Regions from separate parts of the Homo sapiens genome. Here regions 1, 2, 3, 4 and 5 are each linked to region 6. A link is a loop called in an ENCODE intact Hi-C map of the cell type or tissue named here. Cell type or tissue: heart right ventricle. All regions are shown on one strand. Links, peaks and the distances in the headings refer to the core of each region. The heading gives the core; the rest is flanking DNA. Region 1 holds the start of NKX2-5 (NK2 homeobox 5). Region 2 overlaps ATP6V0E1 (ATPase H+ transporting V0 subunit e1). Region 3 overlaps BNIP1 (BCL2 interacting protein 1). Region 4 has its middle 45 kb from the start of MIR5003. Region 5 has its middle 51 kb from the start of MIR5003. Region 6 overlaps LOC105377731 (a long non-coding RNA gene).

Evidence for each region. Peaks named below come from ENCODE experiments on the same cell type or tissue, not always from the same donor. Only the 100,000 strongest peaks of a DNase experiment are listed, where the experiment ranks them.
Region 1: it touches region 6 in a loop (4-fold over the local background); 24 of 110 quality-filtered maps call a loop at or near these places.
Region 2: a loop joins it to region 6, with 4 times the contacts of the local background. A loop is called at or near these places in 9 of 110 quality-filtered maps.
Region 3: it touches region 6 in a loop (14-fold over the local background); 50 of 110 quality-filtered maps call a loop at or near these places.
Region 4: it touches region 6 in a loop (10-fold over the local background); 49 of 110 quality-filtered maps call a loop at or near these places.
Region 5: a loop joins it to region 6, with 8 times the contacts of the local background. A loop is called at or near these places in 49 of 110 quality-filtered maps.

What each region holds. Positions count from the first base shown.
Region 1 is chr5:173,233,495-173,238,917 of GRCh38, forward strand. It overlaps NKX2-5 (NK2 homeobox 5), which reads right to left and starts at 1,712. Exons shown (of 2, transcript NM_004387.4): 1 at 1,256-1,712. The coding sequence starts at 1,589. RefSeq lists enhancers at 1-391, 5,208-5,423. In heart right ventricle, for the core only: a CTCF peak has its summit at 2,384; a DNase peak (open chromatin) is centred at 1,747; H3K4me3 peaks cover 3,823 bases; H3K27ac peaks cover 4,000 bases; H3K27me3 peaks cover 3,788 bases.
Region 2 is chr5:173,008,983-173,012,982 of GRCh38, forward strand. The region is part of intron 2 of ATP6V0E1 (ATPase H+ transporting V0 subunit e1); the gene reads left to right. Among named protein-coding and RNA genes, the nearest start is that of SNORA74B, 9.7 kb to the right of the region's middle. RefSeq lists a silencer at 1,044-1,338 and an enhancer at 1,189-1,268. In heart right ventricle, for the core only: a CTCF peak has its summit at 1,718 (motif pointing right); a DNase peak (open chromatin) is centred at 1,759; H3K27ac peaks cover 1,584 bases.
Region 3 is chr5:173,164,052-173,169,474 of GRCh38, forward strand. BNIP1 (BCL2 interacting protein 1) reads left to right here. Exons shown (of 6, transcript NM_001205.3): 6 at 1-336. Among named protein-coding and RNA genes, the nearest start is that of BNIP1, 22 kb to the left of the region's middle. In heart right ventricle, for the core only: CTCF peaks have their summits at 2,413 (motif pointing right) and 2,612; DNase peaks (open chromatin) are centred at 1,264 and 2,430; H3K27ac peaks cover 2,183 bases.
Region 4 is chr5:172,704,399-172,709,821 of GRCh38, forward strand. No RefSeq gene overlaps it. Among named protein-coding and RNA genes, the nearest start is that of MIR5003, 45 kb to the left of the region's middle. In heart right ventricle, for the core only: a CTCF peak has its summit at 2,969 (motif pointing right); no DNase peak of the experiment used is centred there.
Region 5 is chr5:172,710,570-172,715,992 of GRCh38, forward strand. No RefSeq gene overlaps it. Among named protein-coding and RNA genes, the nearest start is that of MIR5003, 51 kb to the left of the region's middle. RefSeq lists enhancers at 2,220-2,827, 4,043-4,648. In heart right ventricle, for the core only: CTCF peaks have their summits at 2,634 (motif pointing right) and 4,310; DNase peaks (open chromatin) are centred at 2,642 and 4,402; H3K27ac peaks cover 2,089 bases.
Region 6 is chr5:173,281,095-173,286,517 of GRCh38, forward strand. All of the region lies in intron 3 of LOC105377731 (a long non-coding RNA gene), which reads left to right. Among named protein-coding and RNA genes, the nearest start is that of MIR12118, 20 kb to the right of the region's middle. RefSeq lists a silencer at 2,787-2,926. In heart right ventricle, for the core only: CTCF peaks have their summits at 1,050, 2,924 (motif pointing left) and 3,125; a DNase peak (open chromatin) is centred at 2,847; H3K4me3 peaks cover 488 bases; H3K27ac peaks cover 1,620 bases; H3K27me3 peaks cover 2,094 bases.

The DNA of each region.
Region 1 (5,423 bases), core at 453-4,452, 48 kb before region 6:
TTTCAGGCTGCAAAAAAAAAAAAAATAAATAAAAAAATAAAAAAATAAAAATAAAACCAGGTGATGCTCTGGGGTGAACTGAATTAGGGCTAGTTTGGTTTGAGAAGTTAAATGAACAGAGGCCGAGGCCTCACTGCTAGGGACGGTCTTATCTCAAAATTAAGGAATCAAGAAACAGAAGGCCAGGGAGTGTTGGTTTGGTGATCGGAGGCTCCAGCCTGGCCGCAGCAGGGTTTGCGCAGTGTCCAAGAAGCTGCGGGTGGGCAGGCGGCCTCGGAACCTGCCTTGCTGGCTTCCTCGAATTGGTAGCGATCAGTTCTAGCCGCCGTGCCCGCCCGAATTTGTTCCCAGGCCTCTGCTCCTCAACAAACCTATGAATTCTCTCCCGGCTGGCAGCGGCCCTTCGCCCAGCGCTTCGCCCAGCGCCTGCGGCCTCCCGGGAATCGCCCGGGCTCCTGCCTTGGGCTGGGGGGTCTCCCAGAAGGCCCCTTTCTGCAGCGGGGCCGGCCTCCCTCCCCGATCCTGGGATGGCCTGCGGGATGATCCCGCACTCATCTCGTCCACTCCCTTGTGCCCGCGGTAGCGCAGCATTTCCTAACTTTTCCACGAGGGAACCTCTCCGCCCTGGCCGCGCCGGCAAGTTGTGCTGAAAAAATAAAGTGAAGTCAGATTCCTGAGGGTCCGCAGTATCCCATTTTAAAATCAAGGCCCTCGATCCCAGACTCCACTTTCCTGGCGCAAAGAAAGAAAGGCACCAGAAACCCGGGTCGTGGGTGGGCTGCAGAAAGAAGGTCCAGGACCCTCCTCCGATTGTACGCAAAAGCTGTCTGGTGAGCAACATTTCAATTTCTGTTTAGCGGTTCTCATCAGATCTTTAAAAAGATTCGTAAATCCAAAGGAGATTTAAAAACAGAGATTATCTGCTTGTCTCTCTGTTCTGTCTACCATAAACCGATTTCTCAACTTCCTACCAGACCCAGGAGCAGAGCCGAAGCCGCCCGGGGCTTTGTTAGGCCGGGGGGAAACGTTTTTTGGTCTCTTGCTTCTGATCCTTTCAATCCGGCATTTCCTCTGAACCTCCGATTGGACGCGGGGCGCGGGAGCCTGGCGACAACACCAGGCATCTTACATTCTGAACCCCCCGCCGCAGCCCAGCCCTCGGCCCAAGGGCGCGTGTCTCCTCCTCCTGGCCCTGAGTTTCTTGGGGACGAAAGCGACCCAGGAGGGGAGAAGGGGGCCTGTGTTTCCTCCTCACCTTTCTTTTCGGCTCTAGGGTCCTTGGCTGGGTCGGGGTCGCTGTAGGCACGTGGATAGAAGGCGGGGGCGGCGGGAAAGGCAGACGCACACTTGGCCGGTGAAGGCGCGCGGCCCAGCTCTGCGCGCAGCTCTGGGAGGCCCGGCGCAGCCGCCTCGGGCCCAGCGTAGGCCTCTGGCTTGAAGGCGGCCAGCATGCAGGAGGAGGGCGCCAGGGTCGCCTCCAGGCGGGCAGAGAGCTCTCCGGCGGCAGCCAGGCTGCGCTGCTGCTGTTCCAGGTTTAGGATGTCTTTGACTGAGAAGGGCGTGGGCGTGAGAGCAGGGCTGGGGAACATGGTGGCAGCGCCAGTCTCACAGCGCCAGGTGGGCGGCAGAAAGCGGCGCTGCCCACGGCCCCTGGCAGCTTCCCTGCATGGTGCCGCCGCCCGCCCGCGCACCCGTCGGCCAGCTCTGGATGTGTCCGGGCAGCAGGTAGCGCTGAGCACAAGGGGCAGGAGAGGCGGGACCAGGCCAGAGGAGGGGGACTCAGCCTGCCATTGGGCCAGGGGCCTCGATGACAGGAGCGATGAGCAGTTTCGTGTCACCTAATATAGTCATACGGCAAAAAAAAAAAAAAAAAAAAAAAAAAAAAAAAAAAAAAAAAGCCCTGCCCAGCTTTTTTAAAGGGGCCACGACGCATTTGGAAGGGTCTCCTTTTGCTCCTGCAGCCTGCGTTTGCTCCCTAATGTGAGCCTGAAAAGCCTACCAGAGGCATGCAGAGTCAGGCCTCTGGGCAGGGCTGGATGGGTGTGGGTTTGAAGAAATATTCCTCAGCACCCAAACCAGCATGGGAGAGAGAAGGATGGGGTGGGAAGCGGTGGGGAGGAGAGTGATTTGAGGAAGGCTTTATTACTGAAGGTGGTGGGATGAGGGAGAGTCTGAATAGGAAGAGAAGCCTGGAGGACAGGGCTGGCTTTGGGGATAGCAGCAGGGCGAGATTCTGGACAATTCGGGGGTTTGGTTTGGCTTGGCCTACAGGGTCAGTCATGCCGCAGGCTCTGGGTGCTTCTGGGCGAGTCAACGAAAGTAAGGGCAAGGTGAGTGATGGCCAGGTGGGGTAGGAGTTGCTGCCTCCTACAGTAGTGTTATGCACAGCACAACTCCAGGGGGCATCAGTCACTGCCAGTACCCTCCCAGGGAAATGCCTCTCCCCTTAATAATGAAATAAATCAGGAATCCCAGCTGGTAAGCTCAGCTTCCCAGGAGACACCTGTCTTGTGGAGTGCCCCAGCTACCAGCCACCTTGTTTCCCCTGTTTGGAGGCCATCGATCCCACCTCCCTCCTTCCCGTGCCCTCCCTGCCTGGCAGCAAGGCCCTCAGGCTTCTGCCAACCTCGAGGTTTCAGGGTCCTAGCCCAGGTTTAGCTCTCAGGGAGGCGGGGCTCCTCTGAGCCCAGCTAGGCCAGGATTTCTCTGAGGCCTCTGGGCCGGACTTCCAGTGGGGCACCCCTGCGGCTCGGTCAGGCGCGTGGGGGAAGGGCAGGGCAAGTGGGGTGATCATGATCATTTTTAGCCCAGGGTCAGTAGAGTAGGGCACAGAAGTCAGACAAATCTGCCAGAGTTTCAGGAGCGCCAGCTACATGGCCAGATCCTGCCCGGGTGGCCTCATTTCTCTGGGTCCCCGCACTCCTTGGGAGGTCTGATGAAAGCTTGGGGTCTTCTCCATTCCCCAGAACACTGCAGAGAGGAGTTTTATTTTGCTTACAATTCAGGAGTCCGGGCAGGCAGAGCGGGCCCAGGTTAAGGACGCCTTCTAGAGCTGGGGATGACAGGATTTGTCAGTGGAAAAGCGTTGGCTTCTCACGGCCCTAGCTGGTACAGGGAACCGCGGGCGGGAAGCTGGGCGGGACGCGTGGACTTGCTGAGAATGGGGATGTGGAGGGCTTGGCTCTTTGCGGAGTGCGGGTTGGCAAGAGGCGCTTGGAGTAGAATAAAGGCGGCGCAGGGCCAAAAACTACCTAAAGACACAGCTCCCGCAGGCGCGCCCAAGGTGCGGAGGAAACGCTCCATGTATGGGGACAAAATAGTGTCTGTCCAGAACGTACATCTTGGGTGCTCAAACCCGACAGTGTGCCGTCTGAGACGCCGACGCAAGTGAAGTCAAGCATTGGCCTGATGTTGGGACTTTTCCTGTCCCTCATCAAAGCCACACTCCCAGGACCTGGGGCCTCCATGCTGGGGAGAGAGGTGAGCCCCGCAGGGCAGCCCAGGAGGCGCGCAACGCCCTGACCCCGGCTTCTAGGCGCCAGCCGTCAGTAACAGGCCTGGGCTGCCACGCCGAAATCACGCCTCGAGTTTCTGAGCCAGGGACTACTGGGGGTCTGGAATTGTTAGTCTAGTCTGTGGAGGATGCCTTTTCTTAAATGTGGGGCGTTCAAGGCCCAGGAAACCTCGTCCCCCCACCTCTTCACCTCCCAACCCAAATTCTCCTTGGACGGAGCTGCATGTCAGCGGCCTTGCGGCCCTTCCTCGCCTGGACTTTTGGCCACGTTACCGTTATGGCTGTAAATTAACCTAGCTTGGGGGCCCGCCTTGCCTTTGAAGATTGTTTTCGAGCGCGGGCGGGGGGGGGTGTCGTTGGAGAGGATGCCTATCGCCGAGGCGGTGACGTCTGGCAAACGAGCCACATCCGATTCAATTAAATGTCTCGCTGAAAAGAGCTCGGAACGAGGGTCCTGGGAGCGCTGTTAAGTGAATCTGCTGGCCAGGCGGCTCGCGATGACAGTTTGAAAGATTAGTGTGAGCGGACGCCTGAAATATTACCGTTTAATGGGGGACATCGAGGCTACATCCGGGATCCCTGTTTTTAGTAAGGTTTTTTTTTTTTTTTTTTTGAGAGCTCTGGAGAAAGAAAAAAATTAGCATTGCCCTTGCAAATCAAGGTGGCAAGGATTTATTTCCTATTTTCGGGTAAGGGGGCTTCCTAGAACTGTCAGTCCTGTGGGTCAGGTGTTACAAAAAGGGAAGGAAAAAAAACTCTCCCTATTTGAACAAGATCAGTGACTGTTACACTCTCTATGCTCTTTGTGAATCGGGTAATGATTTCTCTTGGCTTCCAAAAAGGTCTTGGTGTTGCAGGAGAGAGGAGATGGGGCAAAAACGGACAAATACGTGCAAAATAGAAATTGGGGCGACCCATGCTGGTCTCCTTAGAGGAAAGTCCGAGAGCCATTTGCAGCTTTTCTTTCCAGTCCTCACTGTTTCCGAGTGAGTTAAAAAAAAATCCCTCTAAATAGATCTAAATAGAAATTGCAATAGTTGGGGGTTGGGTGGGAGGAAACTTGATTCTCTGGCCCCCAACAGGGACACATCTTTTTTTCCCAAGGGCCGCTGACCCAACCTGGCCGCCTCTCTGCGCCGCACTTTGACCAAACTAGCAGGACAAACAAACAGCCTTCAGCCTAGAGAAAGGCAGAGAGAGACAAAAGGAGAGAGAAGAGATCGAAAATCTATCTGTGTATTTCCTTGACTTTTAAAGAGTTGGTGCTTTAAGATAATCCAAATTCCAGGGTGGCTCGAGCGCATTCTCCGTGAATAAATTATTATTAATTGAAAAGCGATCGGCGCAGCCGGAGCCGGCCCCCCTTTCGTGCAATCAGCAGGGCTGGTCGCAAAAGGTATATATGATTAATTGAAAGATAAGCTGGAACTATCACCGGGAATGTCATTAATGCGCTGGGGAGACGTCCATTGGAGACAGGCGGCGTTATCCGCGGCTTTATCTTCAACAACGCCTCGCTCTCGGCCCGCGCGGGGGAAACAGATGGGAGTTTCTGTCTGGGACGCTCGCCCCATGTTTATATTTTGGGAAGAATCGCAACTCGTGGGAGTCCCCGGCTGGCCCCCTGATAAATGAACATTAGCACTTTTTCGGACTACTGTATCAACAAAGGGGCTGCGGCGCTGCAATAATTGGCGAGAAAGCAAACAGAGGGCCGAGAGCGCGACTCTGCTCTTCGTCCGGCTGATGGATGAGCAGCTCCGGCTGCGCGCCGGACTCCCGGCCTCGGCCTCCGCCTCCGCCTCCGCCTCCGCCTCCGCGCTGGGCCCCTCCGCCGCCCGGCTTCCTTCCTGGCCGGGAGTTGGGGGCGGGGGGCGACTCTGAGGGCCGCCGACCTCGCCCTTGGCTC
Region 2 (4,000 bases), core at 1-4,000, 270 kb before region 6:
TGGGAGGCGAAGGCTGGCAGATCACTTGAGGCCAGGAGTTCGAGACCAGCCTGGGCAACATGGTGAAACCTCGTCTCTAATAAAAATAGAAAAATCAGCCAGGCATGGTGGCATGTACCTGTAATCCCAGCTACTCGGGAGGCTGAGGCACAAGGATCGCTTGAACCAGGAAAGCAGAGGTTATGGTGAGCCAAGATTGCACCACTGCGCTCCAGCCTGGGCAACAGAGCGAGCCTGTCTCAAAAAATACAAATTAAAAAAATAAATAAATAAAATAAAAGAACTCGCCTGAAGCCATGCCCAGTGGTGGCACCTCATGCCTGCAATCTCAGCTACTCAGGAGACTGAGATGGGAGGATTGCTAAAGGCCAGGAGTTCAAGACCACCCTGGGCAACATAGCAAGATTCTCATCTCAAAGATAAAAACAAAAATTCCCCTGAACAGGTCACATTCACTCAGGATAGCCACTTCCCTTTTTTTTTTTTTTTTTTTTTTTGAGACAGAGTCTCGTTCTATCATCCAGGTGGCTGGAGTGCAGTGGTGCAATCTTGGCTCACTGCAACCTCTGCCTCCCATGTTCAAGTGATTCTCGTGCCTCAGCCTCCGGAGTAGCTGGGATTACAGGCGTGCACCACCACGCCCGGCTAATTTTTATTTTTAGTAGAGACAGAGTTTTTCCATGTTGGCCAAGCTGGTCTCCCAACTCCTGACCTCTGGTGATCCACCCACCTTGGCCTCCCAAAGTGCTGGGATTACAGGCGTGAGCCACTGCGCCTGGCCTCTTTTTTTTTTTTTTTTTAGATGGAGTCTTGCTCTGTTGCCCAGGCTGGAGTGCAGTGGCACAATCTGAGCTCACTGCAACCTCTGCCTCCCGGGTTCAGGCGATTCTCCTGCCTCAGCCTCCTGAGTAGCTGGGATTACAGGCACGTGCCACCACGCCTGGCCAATTTTTGTATTTTTAGTAGAGACGGGGTTTCACCATGTTGGTCACGCTGGTCTCAAACTCCTGACCTCGTGATCTGCCTGCCTTGGCCTCCCAAAGTGCTGGAATTACAGGCGCGAGCCACCGTGCCTGTCCTGGATAGCCACTTTGTTAAAGCCAGCTGTATCAGATAATATAATCTAACCATGGAGTGACTATTCTGTCAGATTCACTGAGTTTTATACAGAGTGTGTATACTGAGTGGTGGGAACCTCGGGAGAATTGAAATCTGCCTGCCATAGAGTGGGTGGTCGCGGGAGAGGAGGTGGAGATGAGAATGACTCAGTGCTACATGAGAAACTCCTTTGTGAAGTAAATAGGTTGTATTTCATTCTGTGGCTTGAATACATTTTTAGCTGTCTTACAGAGAAAGAGAAGAAATAACCAGTGTTTATTGAACATCTATTTGTCAGCCACTGCATAGAGCACTTTACTTATATTATCTCTTTAAATTGTAATACTATAAGGCAAGGATTATTATCACCATTTTACAACAGGAGACAGTGGGCTTGGGGTTGTAAGGACATTTGCCTGGATTCAGTTCACCGATATTTAGTGTTGCTGGAATTAAAATCCGACTCTGTCTAATACCGAATCCCATGTTTTCTAGGAGCATCTAATAATGTTGCTCCTCTTGAAAGTATTTTTATCATTCAGTTGAGATGAGAGGTCGTTTTAGTGGCGCTAGGGCAAATCACTTTCCTGCATTTCTGCTGTCTCTTAAGGAGCTCACCGACAGAGGTCACTGCTGTCATGGCCCTGGCTGGAGGGACAGTGGATCAGAAGAGAGGTCCTGGCCAGACTTCCCCATTCCAGTAGGGAAGCTGAGACTGCTCCATCTGCGTGTCACCGGGAAGTAACCTGTGCCTTTGTTCCCTGTTCTTATATCTGAATGTGGAACAGAAGAACAAAGCAGGGCTTGAGAGAGCTGAGTATAGTGGTGAGGGCATAGTTTATGCTGGGAGAGTTCTAGTAACCAAGAGCTGAGCTCCTAAGAAGTGGCCAGGGAGGGTTTATAGTATGAAGGCACCCATGCATATCTCTACAAAAACATATTCTACTACTCTCCTTGGCTTATTTCTCACAGCTCATGAGTCCCTTTGGGTTGGCCCCTCAGCCATCTCCTTTTCGCATCCTCAGAGGTTGACATGGAACATGGCACTGCTAAATGATTGTGGAATAAATGAATCCCTAGGCTGCCTGATTTATCTTTTTTTTTTTTTTTTTTTTTTTTGAAACAGGGTCTTGCTCTGTTGCCCAGGCTAGAGTGCAGTGGCATGATCATAGCTCACGGCAGCCTTGACCTCCGGCCAGTGATCCTCCCACCTCAGCTTCCTGAGTAGCTGGGACTATAGGCATGTGCCATCAAGCCTGGCTAATTGAAAAAAAATTTTTTTTTATAGAGACGGGGTCTCGCCATGTTGCTCAGGCTGGTCTTGAACTCATAGGCTCAAGCAATCCACCTGCCTCAGCCTCCCAAAGTGTTGGAATTACAGACATGAGCCACTGCACCTGGCCTGTTTCATCCTTAATAGCCTATAGAAACAGCCTAGTATAATGGGACTCAGGAGTCCTGGATTCCCCGCTTCCAGCTTCCCCCTTCACTAATTTGCTGTGGGGTATTAGTAAGTTCACTAGGACTTAATTTCCTCATCTTTAAAATGCAGAACTTAGACTTGATCTCAGATCCATTCCGGCTCTGCAGTTCTCTGAAGACATTATTGCACCATAGCTGCCTCAATTGTTTGAATAATCTCAGATTGGTTATTAAGGCTGGCCCTCAGGTTATGAAGACATGCGGTACAGTTCGGGCAAACATGAAAGGTACATTTAGTTCCTTTTCTTGTACACATGAAGTAATAGATTCATTGGAATATGATCTCTTCCTCCACCCACTTCCATCAATTCAGAGTGGATTTTTTTTCCCTTCCAGTTCTCTGCGTGTTTGTCAGCTTTAAAGGGAAATTTTAAGTCAGGAGGTAGTCAGAGGGGCAGGCACAAAGCTCAGCGGGTTAGGGGGGTAAATTCCTCTGAAATTTCAAATAAACCAGACTAGACTGTTTCCTAGGTAAATTTTTTTTTTTTTTTTTGAGTCTTGCTGTGTCACCCAGGCTGGAGTGCAGTGGCCCGATCTCAGCTCACTGCAACCTCTGCCTCCCAGGTTCAAGTGATTCTCCTGCCTCAGCCTCCCGAGTAGCTGCTACTACATCCATGTGCTACTGTGCCTGGCTGATTTTTATATTTTTAGTAGAGATAGTGTTTCCCCATATTGGCCAGGCTGGTCTTGGACTCCTGACCTCAGGTGATCCGCCCGCCTTGGCCTCTGGAGTTTTCTTGAACTGTGGTTTCTTGTTTTTTTTTTCTTAAGTGAGATGTGTGCGTGTGTGTGTACATGCATATGTGTATGCATGTGTACTTTGATAACCATATACAGAAGAGTGAAATTGAACCCTTTCTGTCACCATATACAAAAGTCAACTCAGGATGGGTTAAAGATTTAAACGAGGCCGGGCATGGTGGCTCACGCCTTTAATCCCAGCACTTTGGGAGGCCAAGGCGGGCAGATCACCTGAGGTCGGGATTTTGAGACCAGCCTGACCAATACGCAGAAACCCCATCTCTACTAAAAATACAAAAAATTAGCTGGGCATGGTGGCGCATGCCTGTAATCCCAGCTACTCAAGAGACTGAGGCAGGAGAATCGCTTGAACCTGGGAGATGAAGGTTGCCATGAGCTGAGATCGCGTGCCATTCCACTCCAGGCTGGGCAATGAGTGAAACTCCATCTCAAAAAAAAAAAAAAGAAAAGATTTAAACATAAGACCTGAAATTATAAAACAGCTAGAAGCAAACATAGGGACAACTCTTCAGAGCATTGGTCTAGGCAAAAGTTTTATGACTAAGACCTCAAAAGCACAGGCAACAGGCTGGGTGTAGTGGCTCACACCTGTAATCCCAGCACTTTGGGAGGTTGAGGTGGGAGGATCAGTTGAGCCCAGGAATTCGAGACCAGCTTA
Region 3 (5,423 bases), core at 538-4,537, 120 kb before region 6:
CACAGTGCCCCACTTTTCTGCAAGTAGCTGGCTTGTAAAGGGTGAACAGAGCCATGGGAGGAAGGTCTGGCATTGGGATGCCGCCCTGGGGACATACGAACCGCCTCCTTCCACCATTGTGCACTATGGGAGGCCGCTGCTGCGTGGAGCACTTAAAGTCCAGCCTCCAGGACCGGATGCCCCTCCTGTCTCCCGCTCCCATCGTGCCCTTAAATGCCAGATCTGGTGGAGGGAAGAGAGAAGAGGTAGGAAGAAAGGTGATGAAAACTCCTGGTCATTCCTTGAATAAACTTGATTTTATTTAATAGAATAAAATGTATTTGATTTTGTAAGATAGCCCTCTGGGAATGTGTGTTCCTCTTTTCTTTTTTCTTTTTTTTTGAGATGGAGACTTGCTCTATCATCCAGGCAGGAGTGCAATGGCGCAATCTTGGCTCACTGCAGCCTCTGCCTCCTGGGTTCAAAAGATTCTCTTGCCTCAGCCTCCCAAGTAGCTAGGATTACAGGCACACACCACCATACCCAGCTAATTTTTGTATTTTTTTAGTAGAGATGGGGTTTCTCCATGTTGGCCAGGCTGCTGTCGAACACCTGACCTCAGGTGATCCACCCATCTTGGCCTCCCAAAGTGCTGGGATTACAGGTGTGAGCCACCATGCCCAGCCCTCTTTTCTTGATGTCCAGATTTTTAGGACATGAACCTAGATTATTTATTTATTCATTCATTCAACAACGAATTAGCATTGTTATTTTCTTTCTGTCCCCACCCAACAACAAGGAACTATTAAACAGCTGCCACACACAGGGTGTTATAGACGCTGCTGAACATGACAAATACATTGGTGAACCAGACATGGTTCCTCCCTCAAGGAGGAACAGAAGGAGACACGGAAATAAAATCTCACAGACTATCAGGAAGGAGGGTCCAACAGCCCCTGTTCAACCAGGTGTGGTGGCTGATACCTCTAATCCCAGCATTTTGGGAGGCTGAGGCAGGATGATCACTTGAGCCCAGGAGTTCAAGACCAGCTAGACAACATAGCAAGACCCTGTCTGTATTTAAAAAAAAAAAACAAAAAAACAGAAACAGAACAGAAAACAGCCCTTGTTGGAAGTGGCTCACACCAACATCTGAAAAGGCTGCAATGCCATTCTCTACCACAGCAGCCTGGCCAGGCCTGGGGGTGTGCAGTGATTCGGGCTGGCACATGCCTTTCTCTCTGATGTCCAGAGCTAAGTATAACCAAGGAGGGAGAAGCTAGTGAGAAGCTGAGACTGTGTGAGCCTGAGTTCTGTCCAGGCCAGAGGGAGAGGGCCCAGGCTAGGCCAGTCCTAGAGGTGCTGTGTCTTTTGTGCTGCAGGCCTGGCTGACCTCAAGCTTGAAATCCCAGCCTCCCCCACTATTTATAGCCCCAGAGGACCTGGGAAGGGCAGTGTGGAGGCTGAAGGGAAAGTGGGAAGAACATGGACTTTGATCCTTGGCTCAAACACTTGGTTTTGAGATTTGGCTCCACTGCTAATGGACCACAGGACCATTGGCAAGTTACTTTATGTTGCTAAGCCTCAGTTTTCCTATCTGTAAAATGGAGGTGATAATCCATATGGGTCCTCATAGAGTCAACTTGAGAATCCAATGAGAATATAAAGCAGCAAGTGTAGCTAGCTGTCTTCAGACCAGGCCTGCCATGGCCTTTCCAAATGCTGCCACCCCCTGGGCCCTGGGCACTGAGGTTTCCTGCAGCTGACAGCAGCGGTGCTTCAGGAAAAGCTGGGCCAGGCACCAGCATTCTGTTAGAGGTGTTTGAGCAGAGGATGTCAAGAGTTAAGGCCTCAGTTATAAAGTGGCAGATCATCATGGGACCAAGTTATAAAAAACTAGCTGCACATCTCAGACCAGCTTAATGAGTGGATTCCAAGTTAAAGTGTGGATCTAAGTATAGATCCACACTGTGTACACACACACACACACACACACACACACACACATAATTTTGTAGGCTGTATATCATCCTTAAACAATTCCTGGCCCCAAAAGACACTCGGTGCAGATTGTGCACACATGTGTCTTATTTATAGTCAAATTAAAGCTGAGAATAAAGCACAGATGGGAAATTCCCACTCAGATTCCAGCTGTAAGTGCAGCAGATGGATGTTATCAAGTTCAGATTTTCTTGTCTTAACATTTTTCTTTACTGCTTCCCACTAATTGTCAACATCCTCCTCACAATATGGAATTGCGTGGGCTCTGTATGCCCTAAAATTGCTCCCTTTGACACTTTATTCCTCTTTTACTTGCCTCCTCCTGAAAATAGAGTTGAATGTGACCCATTTTGAAATGTCATTGATAACAACATCTTGCAACCTCCACCAGCCACCAGGGTTAATCCTTCCCCAAAGCAGAATGCGGCCCTCTCCATGCTCAACCATGAGAGGGCAGTGTCCACATTTGCTCTGCCTTCTTGCAGTGGGTGTGGTAATCTTCATCGGTCCATTTGAAATGCTCTTATGGATATATATATATATATATATATATATATATATATATATATATACACACACACACACACACACTGCATATATATATATATGTACTGCGTGTGTATATGCAGTATATATTTATATGTAGGTATCAGATTTTTTTTTTTTTGAGACGGAGTCTCGGTCTGTCACTCAGGCTGGAGTGCAGTGGCGCAATCTTGGCTCGCTGCAACCTCCGCCTCCCAGGTTCAAGCAATTCTCTGCCTCAGCCTCCTGAGTAGCTGGGATTACAGGCACCTGCCACCACGCCCGGCTAATTTTTTTTTTGTATTTTTAGTAGAGACTGGGTTTCACCATCTTGGCCAGGCTGGTCTTGAACTCCTGACCTCGTGACCCGCCTGCCTTGGCCTCCCAAAGTGCTGGGATTACAGGCGTGAGCCACCGCGCCTGGCCAGATTTTTTAAAACATAAATGTATGAAGCTTACCTATATTTTGTTTTTGGATATGTTTCCTAAGTGGCCATAATTTTCACTGTTAAATAGTAATGCAAGCTCAGATGCTACCTTTTTTTTTTTTTTTTTTAGACAGGGTCTTGCTCTTTTGCCCAGGCTGGAGTGCAGTGGTGCGACAATGGCTCACTGCAACCTCTGCCTCCTAGGCTCAAGCGATCCTCCCACCTCAGCCTCCTGAGTAGCTGGGACTACAGGTGTGCACCACCACGCCTGGCTAAATTTTGTTTATTTTTTGTAGAGATGAAGTCTCACTTTGTTGCCCAGGCTGGTCTCAAACTCCTGGGCTCAAGCAATCCTTCCACCTCAGCCTCCCAAAGTGCTGGGATTACAGGAATGAGCCGTTGTGCCCGGCTCATCTGTTACATTTTGATTAGCTGACAGTCAAGGAGTTAAAGGTATAGAGCAGTCATCAAGAGATCTTTCATTCAAGAAGTATTTACTGAGCACCTACTATGTACCAGGTACTTGTGTTAGAGCTACACAGTGAACAAAACAAAGATTCTCTGTTGTCATGGACCTTCTGGTGTGTAGGGGATGTTGGGCAGATGATAAACAGTTAATACATGAAATGAGTGGTTTGGGAAGAGTGGAGCTTATTGATGGCGATCTGGATGGAGAGGTGGGAGCAGGTTTGCAGTGTTAAGCAGAGTGGTCAAGGTTGGTCTCACTGGGGTAGGATTTGAGCAAAGACTTGAGGCAGGGGAGGTGCGTCCTGGGGACAGTCGAGAGAGGGTTCTGCACAGAGGGAGCAGCTGGAGCAAAGGCCGGGCAGGGGCACACTGGCACATCTGAGGAGGGCAAGCAAGGCTGCGTGGCAAGAGGTGAGTGTAGGGGCTCAGTGACCTCAGGCTGCCAACCTGGAGCCCATCTCCCGCCCATACCCACCCTTTTCTTACCTCTCACAATCTTTGGCCCTGTTGGGCACTGGTTCTTCCAGAAAGCTCCCCGGCTATGTGGTGCCACGCTCTCTTGGCTTCCGTCTTACCTCTCTGGCAACTCCTCTCCTATTCAGGCTTAAATGCTTCAGATCTTGTTCCCTTTGTATCAAAGGAAAGGTCATCCATGTTCCTACACTTTGACCATATCTACAGGATGCTCAGCCATAATTCAAAAGTTAAATGTGCAATGCAGGCCTCCCAGGCAAGCTCCAGACCCTGATCAGCTCCACCGCCCTGTGGCTGGTGCTCCTCATCCGCCCCACGTTCCTGATCGCTCCCCACCCCACAGCCTGGGCCTTCCCGGGCTTCCTGGCTTCCCTAGCACGCTTCCTATTTTCTCCTTCTTGGGTCTCTTTTCCCTTCATCCAGCCCATCTCTTTGAAACCTCTTTCCCACCAAACCAGGAGATGAGCATTCGCTTTATTTTGACAGATTCGTGTCAACCTTGTTCTGAAAAGAAGGCATCCATACATTGTGTTAGTGTATGTAGGTGGCTGAGAAAAGATAGTGAAGCAAGCTCTGTGTTCTTCCTTGGCTAATGGTGGTCTTCCCTGGGGCCCTGCTGGAGGGTTTGCCCAAGCTGTGTTTCTTCCCTGAGCAAGAGCAGAATAAAAATAGCTGTGGGCTAATCTAAGAGATAGCAGACAGGAGTCTCAGCCCTGTTGTCAGGAATGAAGGGCTCAGCCTGGGGGTGAGGGGAGGGGTGGGTGTTATCACCCCAATGTCCCTTCAGTCCCCAACAGCAGGCCCAGGCTGCTACACACCAGAAACCTCAGGGCTCGTAGTGTTGGTCAACTTGCATCTTTAATGGGCCACAGTGTCTCAGTCAAAACTGTGGCCTTTGGTGGCAGAGACCTGAATTCTAGTTGTGCTCTTCTTGGCCATATGCCCTCAGCAATGGATCGCCTCCTCCACAACAGTTCTGACCTCTTAGCGGTACTGGGATGATCAAACGACAAGACACACGCCAGGAGCTCACTCAGTACCTCTCACACAGTGACCCTGGCGGCTGCCGCATTCTCTCCCAAACAAAAGCAAAACGGCCTACTACCCCTTTCTGTCTGGGGCTTAACTTTAGGAAAACAGCGCTTAGGCTAAGAAGAAGAGGATGCTGGGGTGGGTGAGAAATCAGGACCCAAGGACGGAGCACAGTTTCCCAAATGGCAAAGGACTGAGAGGGGCAGAACAGGCCCGGGCAGGTGGCCATCTTTCCCGATCCATGGAAAAAAAAGTTAATGGGTAGAATTAGCTTAATGTGCAATGTTCTTTTTTCTTATTCTTAAATCTTTGCTCTTCCCCTCCTTCCCCTGCAATCTTGTTTGCTGGCAAAGAGTACCCCTAGATAAAATGAATCCATAGAATACCAAATGAATGTGATGGAAGAAGGAGCAAATGGTGAATCTGTTTTAATCTGATACCCTGAATGGCACGAAGAACAAGAGTGCTCCTGGCAGAAATTTCATAATTTTTAAGGAAGTCATTCTTGGTTTGCAA
Region 4 (5,423 bases), core at 589-4,588, 580 kb before region 6:
GCGGGCAAGGTGAATCCCTTGGGCGGTTACAGAATGTGCTGGCAGGCTGAATGGTGGAGCAGAGAAGAAGGATGAACCCTACATTTCCCACTTGAGCACCTGTGTGGGATGGTGGTGCCAGGGGACAGCGGGAGAGCAAGCATTACAGGAAAACCCACACGTTATGTTTAGGATACATTCGTGGTGTGATGTCTGTAAGACATTTAAGGGAGGGGTTGTGTAGGCAGCTAGACTATGAGTCTGGAGCCGGAGGGAAGATCTAGATTCAAGTATGGGGGTCAACAGCACATTGACGGTGCCGAAAATCACAAATGGTATGAGATCCATTGGAGAGAGCACCTATGGAGAGAATATGGGAGCTCAGGACTGCACTTGAGGATGCCCAAGATTCTGAGATCACATAGAGAAAGAGCAGCCAGCAAAGGATACTGAAGAGAAGAGGCCAGTGCAGGGGACAGGGAAACCAGGCCAGTGTAGTGGCCCTGAGCCGAGGGAAGAGTTTCTCAAGGAGAGGGAAGTCAACAGTGAAGACACTGCTGAAAGATGTGCTGTGATGGGAACAGAGATGTGGCCTTTGGATTCACAATAGGAAGGTCCTGGGAGCTTGGCAAGAGCTATTGTAGGGCCAGGCTCAGTGGCTCACACTTGTAATTCCAGCACTTTGGGAGGCCAAGGTGGGATCACTTGAGGCCAGGAGTTTGAGACCAGCCTGGGCAATATAGTGAGACCTCATCTTTAAAAAAAAAAAAAAAAAAAAAAAAAGTCCGGGCACAGTGGCTCACGCTTGTAGTCCCAGCACTTCGGGAGGCCTAGGCAGGTGGATCACCTGAGGTCACGAGTTCAAGACCAGGCTGGCCAACATGGTAAAACCCCGTCTCTACTAAAAAATACAAAAAAAAATTAGGCAGGCGTGGTGGCACACAGCTATAATCCCAGCTTCTGGGGAGGTTGAGGCAGGAGAATCTCTTGAACCTGGGAGGTGGAGGTTGCAATGGGTCAAGATTGCACCACTTTACTTCAGCTTGGGAAACAGAGTGAGACTCTGTCTCAAAAAATAAAATAAAATAATAAAAAATTAGCTGGGTGTGGTAGTGCACTCCTGTGGTCCCAGCTACTCACGAGGCTGAGGTGGGAGGATTGCTTGAGCCCAGGAGGTTGAGGCTGCATTGAGCTGTGATCACACCACTGCACTCCAGCCTGGGTGACCAAGTGAGATCCTGTCTCAAAAAAATAAATGAGTAAAATAAAATAATGGATAAATAAAAGCCATCCCCCATTTTCCAAAGCCCTCCTCATGAGCAGTGCTGAATCACAACTAAGAACCATTGCTCTAGCACAAAAGTCAACAAACTTGTTCTGTAAGAGATAGATGGTAAAGTTTTTCAGCTTTGCAAGCTGTATGATTACTGGCACAACTATGCAATTCCATCATTGTAGTTTGATAGCAGCCACAGACAATTCCTAAGCAAATGAGTGGGACTGTGTTCCAATAAAACTTTATTTAAAAACACAATTGGTGGGCCAGATTTGGCCCATGAACTATATAGTTTGCTGGCCCTTGCTCTAGCATGTGTGCTGATGAGGATCACCTAAAGAAGAAGGCACTGGTGATGTGGAAGGGAGAGAAAACCAAACAAGCAAGGCTTCCAAGAAAGCAGGAGGAGATCCAGGGCCCAAAAGCTGTGGTGGCTGTGGTGGGGAGAAGGACATTTGCTGCTGTATGGCAGGCAGAGAGAAGATGCAGGAAGGAGGTAGGTTTGGTGGTGGGCATATGCAACTTGCCCCTGGAGACCTTCTATTGTTCTGTGATAAATGAGTGGAAGCCTCAGCTGAGAGTGGGGGAGAAGAAGGGGTTCTGAGAATATACAGACAAAGGAAAACCATCTTCTCAGGAATGAGCAGAAAACCTTCTAGAGAACCATGGTAGGAGGGCAGGGCAATGAGAGACCATTTGGGAATCATAAAACTGAATTAAAAGTGAACTCAGTCAGCTTGGCAGTGGTATTTTTGTCTCCTCCCTTCCGAAATTTGTATGCTGAAGCCCAAACTCCCAATGTGATGGTACTGGGACTTGGGGCCTTTGGGAGGCAATTAGGTCATGGTGGAGCCCTTGTGATGGAATTAATGCCTTTACAAGAAAAGATATGAGAGCTCGCTCTCTCTCTCTCCACCCCCACACCCCCCGCCCCACCGTTTCCCTCTCCCTCCTCCTCCTCTCCCCAACATGGTGTGAAGACACAGCAAGAAAGTGGCCATCTGCAAGCCAGGGAGAGAACCCTCACCAGGAACCAAGTCACCAGCGCCTTGACCTTGGACTTCCAGCCTCCAGAGCTGTAGGAAATAACAGTCTGCTGTTTAAGCCCTGAGTTGGTGGGATTTTGTGAGAGCAGCCAAGCTGACTGTGATAGGTGGGATTTTACCCAGCAACACTCAGCTGCTCCAGAGTGCCCTGGAGAGGGGAAAGGGTGGATTTATCCAGGGTCAGGGCTTTGCCAGGCAAGCAAGAGGAAGGAAAGGGGGCACAGCAGGGGGCGGGAGGAAGCAAAAAGGCATGGGTGGCAGACCCCAGGACCTGAGCTGGGGAAAGCAGGAAATAACGGCTGCCAGGCAGGATGGATGGTGAGAAGAGGGTGAGGCCAGTTGGCTGGAGGGCGAGGACCAGGGATGGGACATCAAGGAATCCTGAGCAAGTGGCCTGGAGGGGTGGGAAGTGGTGGCCGAGAGCTGGGACCTAGACTTGACACATCAAAAATGAAGCCCCTTCTGAGAATGGTGGAGAATGATGTGATGGGGCAGGTGGCTGAGCGGCAGGAGCAGGTGGCTGCAGGTGGGGAAGGGGTGAAGCTGTGAGGCCTGGGGACTTGGGTGGGTCACTCCCATGTGGGTTAAAATCCCCCCACCCACCCAGTGAGCTCAAGTCTTCTGTAAATACAGGGACGGGGCAGAGGCACGAGGTCTCCTGGGGGCCGGCAGATGGCACCAGTGACTTGGGAAAGAGCAGCACAGCCAGATGTCTACAACTCCCAAAGGAGAGGAAGGAGCCCAGAATCCGCACATCCGCTCCAGCTCCCAGGGCCCCAGTGTGGGGAAACTTCTTCCACCTGAGACACCCAGGGCACCGCGTCCTGGGGACAGCCCATTTTAGGCGGAGGAGGGGATGGAGATGCTGCTCAGAGGAGTGGGGCATGAAGGCCTGCTGAACTCAGAGGGGACAGGTTGCACAGGGAGGGGAGTGTGGGCTGGGAGTGGGGTGAGTGCCTGAGGGCAAATGTGCGTGAGCATGGGGATGAGGATGTGGCGGTATGTGTGAGTGTGCGTGAGCTGAGGGTGTGGGAATGTTCGTGCGTATGCAAGTGACTGCAAGTGTGTATGTGAGTGTGGGGGGTGTGAGTAACAGTGTTAGTGTATGAATGTAGGTGTGTGAGAGTGTGAGGGTGAATGTGTGTGTGAATGTGTGGGTGGGTGAGTGTCAGTGTGGATGAGTGTGGATGTGAGTGGGTGTGTCTGCAAGAGAGAGAAAGAGGAGAGAGAGAGAGAGAGAGAGATGGATAGGATGGGGATGGCTAGCGGGTGGTACAGGGCAGTGCGGGGGCGAAATCCAGAAGCTGCTGGAAGGCCATGAAGGCTGACAGGTGGGCTGGGGTGGTCAGGGGCCTCAGGGAGGGCTGTCACCACCTCCACTCCTGTGTACTCCGAGGCCTCCCCAGCTGAGTGGCGGCTCTGGGGCAGCTACTCCTCAGAGTTCCTTTCATCTGAGTTATTGGCATTTTCTGGATTGCTGCTGTAGGTCCTCGTCATTAATTTTAAGATTGCAGCCAGGTGCAACGGCTCACGCCTGTAGTCCCATCTACTCAGGAGGCTGAGGTGGGAGGATCTCCTGAGCCCAGGAGGTCAAGGCCGCAGTGAGCCATGACGGCAACCACTGCACTCCAGCCTGGGCGACAGAACGAGGAGACCCTGTCTCAAAAGAAAAAAAAAAAAGACTTACATGGTATTCCATTGATTGGGTATTGCATAATTTATTCAGCATTCCCCTATTAATATAACACACATTCTCATTGTGTGCAGAAATGATCAATTACCAACATCACTGTCACACGGGTCCCAAAGCTATCTTTTGGCTCATCCCACAATTGCTTCTACAGGATAAATTCCTTGAATGGAAATTGTTAGGTTAAAACTATGCAGAGGTCTAAGATGATAAACCTATGCTGCCAAAACGCTCTCCCAGAGGACTGAGACAATTTACAAGTAAGCCAGCAACGTGAGCATATCCACTTCTCTTCAATCTCACCAATTCTGGGTATTATTTATTTTTTATCTCTGATCAGTTAGATACTTTAGATACATGGCGTCTCATTGCTCTTGCAAAATACTGTTATTTGATTATTAACAAGCATATACATTTTATTATTTGAGTATTGGCTATCTTCCTGTGAATTGCCTTTCCTTGTCTTTTGCTGATTTTGAAGCAGAGTCTTCCTGGTTAGTAAGAGCGTTGGTAAAAACGAAAATCTTTGTTGGTCATATATGTTAAAAATATTCCTCCCAGTTTATTATTTGACTTTCTATTCCAATGGGGAAATTGTGCATTTTCCTATTCCCCAAATCCTATTATTCTTTATATTTAAATCGCATAAACATCCTAAGGTAATTACTGAGAATTTATGTCTTTCAAATATTAAATTCTCCTCTCCAGATACATAATAGCTATCTCCGTTATTTTTTCAAGTGTTCTTTTTGATTCCTTGTAAACTTTTATTGTTTTCTATATTAGCTACTTCCCGTGTGGCAGGACGCTGACTACATGAAGATGTCTCCTTCGTGGTGGGCGGGGGACTAACTCGTTTCAGATCAATCCTCCCACTTAGAACAACTAGAGAACCTGGACGAAATATATACATATATTTTTTATTTTTGAGACGGAGTCTTGTTCTGTCACCCAAGCTGGAGTGCAGTGGTGTGATCTGGGCTCACTGCAAGCTCCGCCTCCCGGATTCAAGCGATTCTCCTGCCTCAGCCTCCTGAGTAGCTGGGACTACAGGCGTCCGCCCCCATGTCCGGCTAATTTTTTGTATTTTTAGTAGAGACGGGGGTTTCACCGTGTTAGCCAGGATGGTCTCGATTTCCTGACCTCGTGATCTGCCCGCCTCGGCCTCTCAAAGTGTTGGGATTACAGGCGTGAGCCACCGCGCCCGGCCACGTCCAGCTAATTTTTGTTATGTTTAGTAGACACGAGGTTTCACCATGTTGGTCAGGCTGGTCTCAAATTCTTGACCTCAAGTGATCCTTTCGCCTCAGCCTCCCAAAGTGCTGGGATTACAGGCATGAGGCACCATGCCCAGCCCTTGGATGAAATACGTTTTGATTTAGGTAAAGACATTAGTGAAGTACCCAGGCAGACAGGACTTGCGGGGCCAGTG
Region 5 (5,423 bases), core at 794-4,793, 570 kb before region 6:
GTTCCAAATATTAATATTTTCTCTTTTCCATTGAGTTCTTTTTTGACCCAGATTATTTAGAATTGCATTGCTTAATTTCTAAGTAGTTGGGGATTTTCTAATTATCTTTTGGCTTTTGGTTCCTAACATAATTCTACAATGTTTGGATAATATACTCTGTATTAGTTTGATCTTTTGAAATTTGTTTTTGCCCTGGCACATGGTAAATCTTCACGAATGCTCTGTGTGTACTTGAGAACAATGGATATTTTGACATTGTGGAGTGTGGTGTTTGAAATACATGAATTAGGTCAAGTTTGTTTATCATGTGGTTGAAATCTGTTTTTTTAAATTTGTCGTCTGCTTCAGCTGTGTTAAAAGTCCTCCCCTGTGACTGTGGATTGAATATGTCTCCTTTAGTTCTGTCGACTTTTACTTTATATATTTTGCAGTTATGGCATTAAGAACATAAACACTTAGAATTGTTATAGCTTCGTAGTATACTACAATTTTTACCCTTATGAAATGTCTCTACCCTTAGTAATGTTTGTCTTAAAATCTACTTTTCGGGGTCCTTTCTGGCCCATCCTTATCTAAGCAGCCATCACAGGTGGGATCAGGATCAGCCCTTGCCTCCTCCACCTGCACACTCTTTCTTACAGTGGCATCCTCCCCTGTAGTTTTTTTTTTTTTTTTTTTTTGAGACGGAGCCTTGCTCTGTCACCCAGGCTGGAGTGCAGTGGCATGATCTTGGCTCACTGCAACCTCCACCTCCCAGGTTTAAGCAATTCTCCTGCCTCAGCCTCCGAGTAGCTGGGACTACAGGCGCGCACCACCATGCCCGGCTAATTTTTTTTTATTTTATTTTTAGTAGAGATGGGGTTTCACCATATTGGTCAGGCTGGTCTTGAACTCCTGACCTCGTGATCCGCCCACCTCGGCTTCCCAACGTGCTAGGATTACAGGTGTGAGCCACTGCGCCCGGCCCCTTGCAGCTTTAATAACCCAGCTGAGTCCAGAATCCCTTTCTCCCTTGGGCCACTCTCCAGAGCACTGTACCCTGCAGCCACTGGACAGCTCCTCCAAGCCACCACCTAGGAACTGCAAACCCACCCTCAATCCCAGTACCTCCACCCATCAATCAATTACTCAATCTGTCAATCAATCAAATAACAACACCCTGGTCCTCATCTCACGTTCTCTCCAGGTGAGAAGTCCTGGTTTGTGGAGTTGCATTGGACTCTGTCTCTCCCTAATCCCCCCACATTCAATCCATCAGCCAAGCGCCACTGGTTTTACCTCCTAATTATATCTGGAATGTGCTCTCTACTGCCCACCAGAATCCTTGTCCACAAGGCCTCCATCTCCCCTCAGGAGGGCTGCAGCAGCCCCCTAACAGATCTCCCTGCTCCCATGCGGCTTTAAGCTGTCTCATGCAGAGGCTGGAGTCCTCCTGCCACCAGGATTCTCACCCTGTCACCCCCAGCTCAGAACCCTCCAATAAAAATAACAGCAACAACAAATCGGCCAGGTGTGGTGTCTCACACCTGTAATCCCAGCACTTTGGGAGGCTGAGACAGATAGATCACCTGAGGTCAGGAGTTCGAGACCAGCCTGGCCAACATTGTGAAACCTCGTCTCTACTAAAAATACAAAACTAGCCCTGCATGGTGGTGCACGTCTGTAGTCTCAGCTACTCGGGAGGCTGAGGCAGGAGAATTACTGAACCCAGGAGGTGGAGGTTGCAGTGAGCCAAGATCGTGCCACTGCACTCCAGCCTGGGCAACAGAGGGAGACTCTGTCTCAAAAACAAACAAACAAAAACAAAAAAACCAATAACAAATCTGCCAGCCCTCACTGAGCACTGCCAAGAACCTGCACTGTTCCAGGCATGTTGCTTGTGCAGATTCATGGAATTGTTACAGAAGCCCTATGAAGGGACCTCTGTTACCACTCCATTACCCAAGCGAGAAAGCAGGCACAGAGAGCTTAAGCAACTTGCCCAAGGTCACCCAGCTGACCAAAGCAAAAACAGGACTCAAACCCAGGCAGCCTGGAGCCAGAGACCACCCCCTTAACCAGGCATCACTCCGATGTGCCAAGAAGATAAATGAATCTTCTCACTGAGGCTGAGAAGGCCTTGTGAAATCAGGCCTGCTGGCCTCCCAGACATTGTTCCACAGCTGCCTCCTCCCATCCAGCGTCTCTGGCTTTCACACTCACCAGACTTCCTCCCTGCCCAGGGCCTTTGCACATGCTGTGTGCTCTAGGAAACCTCGCCCCATCCCCTGCTCATAACTTCCAATCAACCCTCTCCCCCAGGGTCCTTGGCTGCCTGGGCCACCGGGCAGTCCCTCGGGTATATGCTTTCATGCACCCTGAATTTTTCCTCCACGCATTTCTAACAAAGGCTGTATTAATACATCTGTGCAGGCGCGTGAATATGTTTCCTGATGGACTATGAATGTGGCCAGAGCAGCCATCGTGTCTAGCTTCGTCCATTGTGGTCCCCGGTGCCTATCCCAGTGGCACTGAATGTTTGTGGAATGGATGGGTGAATAAAGAAATGAATGCATCCCCGCAGATGGGGGGCTGCAAAGCCCTGGGGTCAGGCTCTCTGCCTTCCTCGCCTTTGTTCCTTCGTTCGCTGACCGCCAGAGGGCGCCAAAACCCGGGAAATGGCCCGCCTGATGCGTGGACTCCAGGGGGGTTCCCCAGCAAGGGGAAGGGGCCGGGTGCCCAGTGGGTGGGCGCCGTGGCCTCCCTGAAAAACACTGTGGACAAATAAAGACTAAGGCCTGGTTTGACTCCTTCCCCGGCAGCTTCTCAGCTGTGACCAGCAGACACCCTGCCTCTCAGGGGGATGGCAGAAATCCTTGCTGCCCGGTAGGAACTGAGCCCAAGGGCCTGAGGTAGGAAGGGATGTGTTTGCACAGCAAACATTCGTGGATGGAGCCAGCCTGAAAGGGGACTTCTAAGTGGGAAAGAAAAACAAATACTGGTCCCCTACTCTCACATGCCTACAATCCTGGCAACTCCCATAGGTAGGTAGGCATTGCTGTTCTCCATGTCTGCACTTGGGGAAACTGAGGCACAGCTGTACCCAGTGGAGCTTGGTGATGCCTTCCCACCCCTTGCCTGCCTACTGGCCACCCCTGCATCTAGCTGCCTCCACATGAGTGGTTCTCACAGTGTGGTACCTGGAGCAGCAGCAGCTCCTGTCCACCCAGACCTCCTGATTTAGAGACTCTGGGATTGAGCCCAGCAACCTGTGGCTAAAAGCACTCCAGAACATTCTGATGTGCAGTCAAGTATGAGAACCTCTGGTCTGCACCAGCCCTTTCTCGGGCCTGGGCAACACAACTGTGAGGACAGTGAGGCGGGACCCTGAGGGAGGGGAGTGAGAGGTGAGGCTGCTCCATGGGAGAGGTGAGGCCAGTGTCCCAGGCTGCCCAGAGCCCCCTGGGTGGGCAGGGCCCACCAGGTGGAAAAGCCCCAGAAGATACCTTGCACCTTCTGTGCCCACTCAAGTCCCAACAGACAGCCCGAGGGCTGCAGAGGGTTGGCAAGCACTGGCCATGCAGGTTCCCAGGACCCTCCCCTGCCTCCCCCGGAGGGGGCCTGGACAGCTGCCATCTGAACCGGTCCCCAGCCATTCCTCTGCATCCTAACATTGGAGAACTGCAGGCTCTGGAGGTTTTGGACCAGCCAGAGCCAGGTGTGAATTCTAACACATCTGTGACCTAATACAAACCCTGTCCCTCCTTTGATCCTTGGACTGCTCCCGAATAGAAGACGGTCATTATGAAAAAAAAGAAAATGAGAGTGGTTTAGAGAATCGGAGGTGGCTTGGGACATTCAGAGCAGGAAATGGGTCTTGGGGGTGGGACCAGCCGCAGATCACTGGCAATGAATGCCATCCTCAGAGCACAGATTTTGTCCCTGGGGCAAAGGCATTATCCCAGGCAGGCAAGATAATCAGATTTGCATGTTCCAACATTGCACCTGAGGGTCTGAGCTGATGAGAAGGCTGTCCCTGGTGGGCTCCTGGCACCAGCTCTGGGCCAGACCGCCTGGGTCCAAATTCCTACCCTGCCCCATCCCCACGGCTGCAGGACTTTGTACAACAGACATAACCTGCCAATGCCTCAGTGGCCTCATCTGTCAAAGGAAGATAAGGGGAGTAGTGTTCACGAGCATCAGATGAGAGACCTCATGTAAAGTCCATGGCGGAAGGGCCCCATCCCTGATAGCTGTTACTGTCAATCGGTGAGATTGGCCCCAGTTGGTGGGAGCCAGCTGAGGAGAGCAGTCTGTGAAGGCCCTCTATAGGCAGCTTTAGGAACAGCATGGCTCCGTGGGCACAGTGTTACAGGACTCCCTCCAATCCCCACTCCTGGGTGCCCCAGGAAGGGAACTGACGCCCGGATTGGACACTAGCCCCCTCCTCCTTCTCCCGAGGCCTTTGGCCTGGCCCTGCACACATGACCCAGCTTCCTGTTTGTGATGCCAGCGCTGGAGGGAGGAAATTCAGTGCCCCAGCCCCAGGGCTGCAGGGCAGGAATGTGGACGTGTTGACGTCAAAGCTTGTCCTAGTTCTGGGGAAGTGGGATGGGAAGGGCTTCCTGCTGAGCCACCTTTGATCCCAGGTCTGATCTGGGAGAGTGACCCTGGACAGCCGGCCCAGAGGGAGTTCAGACACCCAGAGCTTTCTCTGGTGGCCACCATGGGCACCAAGCTCAGGGTCCTTCCCCAGCATAGCTGTTTGGCCTTGGGCAAATCACCACGCCCCTCCAAATCCCCCACCTGTAAAGCAGGATTAAAAATGTGTATCTCAGAGCATCACCCACTCATCAGATGCGTAGTAAGCTCCTACTTTGTGCTTCATTCTAGGGATGAAGCCTGCCCAGGCTGTGGTGGGCTCTGGCCAGCATCCCCCTGGCTGGTGGGCCAGGGAGTGAGAGGGGCCGGGAGGAGAGGATGCTCGTAGACAGAGGCACAAAGCATGTCCAGAGGTGGCTGCTAGGAGATTTCCCAGCACTAGGGCTGTGACTCAGGCTGAAGCCTGAGCCCAGGCACTTCCTGGCTGGTGACTCAGTTTCCCCAATTCTACAGCGGCATCACACAACATCTGCTTCTCAGCATCGAAGAGGCGTTGAGGCATGGCCGGTATGTGTCTGTGGGGTCCTTCAAAATCTTATTTATCAAGCAGTTAGAGTGGGCTCAGGACTTTGTGTATGTGTTTGCTCTCTCAGGTGAGCCTGAAAAGATCAGGACTGCGACTCCCATTTTACAGAGGGATAACCTGAGGCTCAGTGAGGTGAAGGCAGTTCAAGATCCTTGACAGAGGCTCTGGATCACTGCGCTAGAAAGTGGTGGGGTGGGGAAAGACCGCTGGGCTTTCTGACTTCAGCAACACGTTCTCCAGTAACCAGACTTCCGAA
Region 6 (5,423 bases), core at 717-4,716:
TAGTCCCAGCTACTTGGGAGGCTGAGGCAGGAGAATCTCTTGAACCTGGGAGGCGGAGGTTGCAATGAGCCGAGATTGCACCACTGCACTCCAGCCTAGCGACAGAGTGAGACTCCTTCTCAAAAAAAAAAAAAAAAAAAAAGTGAATAAACAATATGAAATCAACATAGAAGGAGAAAACAACTCCTAGCCCTATGACCTCAGCAATTCAATTTTATTTGTTTTCCTTTTGTTTCTCCTACAAGTACATAGAATTTTTAGATATCTGGAATCAAAATATTGAATATGTTTTTGTGTTCTTCCTTCCATTTGTAGAATTTTCCCAAGTTACTGCGTAATCTTCATTATAATTGTAAATATGCATTCAAGTGGATGCATCAGTTTATTTAGCCATCACTGTTATTTATGTTGCTTATAATCTTTTTTTTTTTTTTTTTAATTATACTCTTAAGTTTTAGGGTACATGTGCACATTGTAAAGGTTAGTTACATATGTATACATGTGCCATGCTGGTGCGCTGCACCCACTAAGGTGTCATCTAGCATTAGGTATATCTCCCAATGCTATCCCTCCCCCCTCCCCCGACCCCACCACAGTCCCCAGAGTGTGATATTCCCCTTCCTGTGTCCAAGTGATCTCATTGTTCAATTCCCACCTATGAGTGAGAATATGCGGTGTTTGGTTTTTGCATCTTTGCAGACTTAACTATGAATAATTTTTAAGATTACAAGCCGCTGCTTGTAATCTTAAAAATTATTCATAGTTAAGTCTGCAAAGATGCACATAGTTCCCCCATGCACCTGATTTATTTTGTCTCCCATTGAGACCCATTTATATTTTCAGCCAGTGTCACTTTGAGGGTTAGTAAATTTCCTACCTTTGCTGTCAGCTGTGTGAAGTGGCATGCCTTTGCTTTATCTCTAGAATTGTTCTTTAAGTGTCGCGAGTAGTTTGGTTCTGTTAGTCTAGGCTGGGAGAAGAGAGGAGAGGGGAGCGCCCCTGGGTAGGTTGAAATCCAAAGCTCAATGTTGCCTTCAAGTGAGAACATGTAGGAACTGCAGGGTCGGGAGATGGGTCTCTGCCTTGGATGGGGCACTTGAGTTTGGGTGTAGGATTGAGATCTTTAGGAGACACTAATCTGGTTCAGAGATGGACCTGGGGCAATTAGATGACGATCACCAGATAGTTGACTTTCTCGATTCATTTTTTTTTTTTTTTTTTTTTTTACGGAGTTTCACTCTTGTTACCCAGGCTGGAGTGCAGTGGCTCAATCTTGGCTCACTGCAACCTCCGCCTTCCGGATTCAAGCAATTCTCCTGCCTCAGCCCCCCAAGTAGCTGGGACTACAGGCATGTGCCATCACACCTGGCTAATTTTTGTATTTTTGTAGTAGAGACAGGATTTCACCATCTTGGCCAGGCTGGTCTCGAACTCCTGACCTCAGATGATCTGCCCGCCTTGGCCTCCCAAAATGCTGGGATTACAGGTATGAGCCACCTCGCCTGGCTTCTCGATTCAGTTTTTATTCCATTCAGTTTTACGATTTCCTTACTAGAAGAAGAAGAGGAAGAAGAGGGAGAGGGAGAATGGAAAGAGCCACCAAGAATTAAAAACTGCTATTCGCCAGTCTTTTTGCTAGGTGGTTTACATACATCCATGCTAAATTTTATGATAATACTCTTATAACTACTGTTTTACAAATGAGAAAACTGAGACTCGCGAGGTCAAGTTATTTGCCCAAAGTCACCCAGCTGTCAGATGCAGGAACCAGGTCCAAATAAAGTCTGTTGGGTTCTAAGTCCTGACCATTTTGCTATAGCAGGCTGATCTCCCGATGAAACTGTCAAGGACGATGCAGATCCCAGCCCAGGTTGAATTGGCAAATCTTCAAGTCAAGTCTGTGGCTTCGGTGACTCCATGGCCCTGCTATTCTCACCGGAGCTCTGCCTCTCGGGCCCCACTGGAAGCCCTCTATGTCAGCGGGCCAGGGCGCTTTACAAGCACGCAGTACCTCATGGACCCATCCTGGTTCCTCAAGGCAGCCCTGGACAGTTAAATGGCCTGGGCCCCCTGTGGCTCTGGGCGTCCTGGACCTGAGGCTCTAAGGCCGAACCTGCTCCCTGCCCTAGAGAGGGAGGGTCACCAAGCAGTCAAGTGCTGCCAGCCAGCCCTCCTGCCCCCAGGGCTAAGGAGGCAGGGCCAGCAGCAACCCCTAAACTGTCTCCCTCCTCCTTTAAAAACATTAGGTTAAAAAACCAAGAACGTGTAAGAAAGGAAAAGCAAACAAAAAATCTTCCCAATCCCAATTTCCAGATAATTCCTATTAAGACTAGAGGGAGAGAGGGAGATAAGAGAGGGAGAGAGGGGAAGGGGGGGGGGAGAGAGAGACAGAGAGAGAGAGAGAGAGAGAGAGAGAGAGAATACATTCCCACGGCAAAACAGTCATTCAAACAGCACAGAAAGGCAGAAAATAAAAAGTAAACTGCTGGGTTTCCTTCAAGAATTTTCTTGTGCGTGGGCCAATAGACAAGTAATGCATCTAGTTACTTGCACACATTTAGAATCCACAAAGGGGTGGCACTCCAGGCGCGTCCAGCACGTTGCTTTTCTCATTTGCTGCTGCTCCGGGATCTTTGGCAGCAGCAAAACCCCATTCTTTTAAGGGCTGCGCAGAGTTGTGCCGCCCATGCCCGGCTGGTTTGAAGGTGCCCCATGGGCGGGCGCGGACGTGTGGTTGCTCCAGTGTTTCCTAGAGCACTCTCAGCCACGCCCCCGCCACCCCAGCGGCGCTGCAGGAACCAGCCCGCCGCCAGCGCGAAGGTGAGACCGGGCGCCACGTGCTTACCCGGCGGCCTCCGGAACCAGCCCTGCCCGCCGGCTGTGCGCGGATGCCTGCAGACGCCGAGCTGCTGCCCCCGTGTGGCCTGGTGCGGGGGCTCCTCCTGCTCACTGGGGGCGCGTCCCGGTAAACCAGAACCTCAGCCCATCAACTCACTCGTGGGGTTACTGAGGAGGAGAATCTTTGGTTCTCACCGTCATGGCTCACCCAGTGGCTGAATCCCGCTCGCACGTGCCGCATCCAGGCAGCTGTGGAAACTGGTTGAAACCAGGATGGTCAGCTGCTACCCTGTGTTTGGGGGACTATGTGACAGTGCCTGCTGTGTCCCTATTCTGGTGCTAAAAAGCAGGAGCTCTCTTATGCTCACATGGAAAGGCCTGTTGGAGTCAGATAAACTTGGCTCCACCACTTATATGCTGAGTCTGTTCATCCATCCATCCACCATCCATCTATTCGTTCACCCTCCCATCCATCCATTCATCCGTCCGTCCACCCTGTCATCCAACCACCTGTCCATCTATTCATCCACCACCCTTGCATATTTTCATCCACCCTCCTATCAATCCATCTATCCATCCATTCATTCATCAGTCCACCCATCCATGCATCCATCCATCCATCCACCCATCCCTTCATCCATCCAACCATCCACCCATTCATCTACGCATCCATCCACTCACCCACCCATCATTCAACTATCCACCCAACCATCCATCCATTCATCAGTCCATCCATCCATCCATCCATCCCCTCATCCATCCAATCATCCACCCTTTCATCTATCCATCCATCCACTCACCCACCCATCATTCAACTATCCACCCAACCATCCATCCATTCATCAGTCCATCCATCCATCCATCCATCCATCCCCTCATCCATCCAATCATCCACCCTTTCATCTATCCATCCATCCACTCACCCACCCATCATTCAACTATCCACCCAACCATCCATTCATTCATCAGTCCATCCATCCATCCATCCACCCATCCCTTCATCCATCCAACCATCCACCCATTCATCTACGCATCCATCCACTCACCCACCCATCATTCAACTATCCACCCAACCATCCATCCATTCATCAGTCCACCCAACCATCCATCCATTCATCAGTCCATCCATCCATCCATCCATCCATCCCCTCATCCATCCAGTCATCCACCCTTTCATCTATCCATCCATCCACTCACCCACCCATCATTCAACTATCCATCCAACCATCCATTCATTCATCTGTCCATCCATCCATCCTTTCAGTCATTCAAAATTATTTGTTGAGTGTTGATATGGTTTGGCTGTGTCCCCACCCAAATCTCATCTTGAATTGTGTAGCTTCTGTAATTCCCACGTGTTGCAGGAGGGACCTGGTGGGAGATAACTGAATCATGGGGGTGGTTCCCCCATACTGTTCTCATGGTAGTGAATAAGTCTCACGAGATCTGATGATTTTATAAGCGGTTTCCCCTTTCACTTGGCTCTCATTCTCTCTTGTCTGCTGCCATATAAGATGTGACTTTTGCCTTCTGCCATGATCGTGAGGCCTCCCCAGCCAAGTGGAACTGTAAGTCCATTACACCTCTTTTTCTTTATAAATTATTTGGTCTTGGGTATGTCTTTATTAAAGTGTGAAAACAGACTAATACAAGTGTCAACTTGTGCACCTTGAGTGCTGAGCTCTATGACTTTGGATAAGTTACTTTACCTCTTTGAGCCTCAGTTTCCACATCTGCAAATTGAACATAATGACACCTAAATTTTGCAAAGTTGTTGGGAAGACTTAACAAAATAATGTAGGTGAAATACATGGTACATAGTAGATGCTCTGTAAATGGCATTTACAAGTTCTGAAATTTAGAAGACACCTAATCTTGTAGAAGCTTATGTATTAGTTAGGGAGGCCTGACGTAGGTACATAAAGCAATTGGAGAGTTTTAACGAGTATAAAATATTGCAAGACTGTTGTGCATGCATGTGTGTGCTTGCATACATGTGTGTACCAACTGCAGGCCTGTGGGCTGAAGCAGTGCAAAGTGAGGGGCTAGAGTGGACTTCTTCAAGAGGTGAATCTTTTTTTTTTTTTTTCTGGTAGAGACTGGGATCTTGCTATGCTGCCCAGGCTGATCTTGAACTCCTGGCCTCAAGTGATCCTCCCAATTTGGCTGCCCAAAGTGCTGGGATTATAGGTGTAAGTCACTGCGTGAGTCCCTAGTTAGTCTTTAAGAACCAGGAGTGCTAGAGAGAAGTGGAAAGGGTGTATTCGGACAGGGACTGCTCAAGCAAAAATATTTTCCTACACAATAGTGCTTGCATGTTCAGCCTATCAGCCATGGCATTAGCCCAAAACAAAACCAAACCAAACAAAACAAAAACTCACTAATGGTGGGCCCTGTCAAGACAAACTATTCCCTGAGGAAGGGAAGCAGCCAGCCTATTCTGAGATTAAAAAATCAACGAGAGGCACTTTAGCCACAGATTGCTAAATTCACTTAGCTCAGGAGTCCACTGTGAACCTAGACAGAATTTGCTAGATTGCTTGCAGGGGCGGGTTCAAAGATTCTGGTCCAGCCAACAATTATTA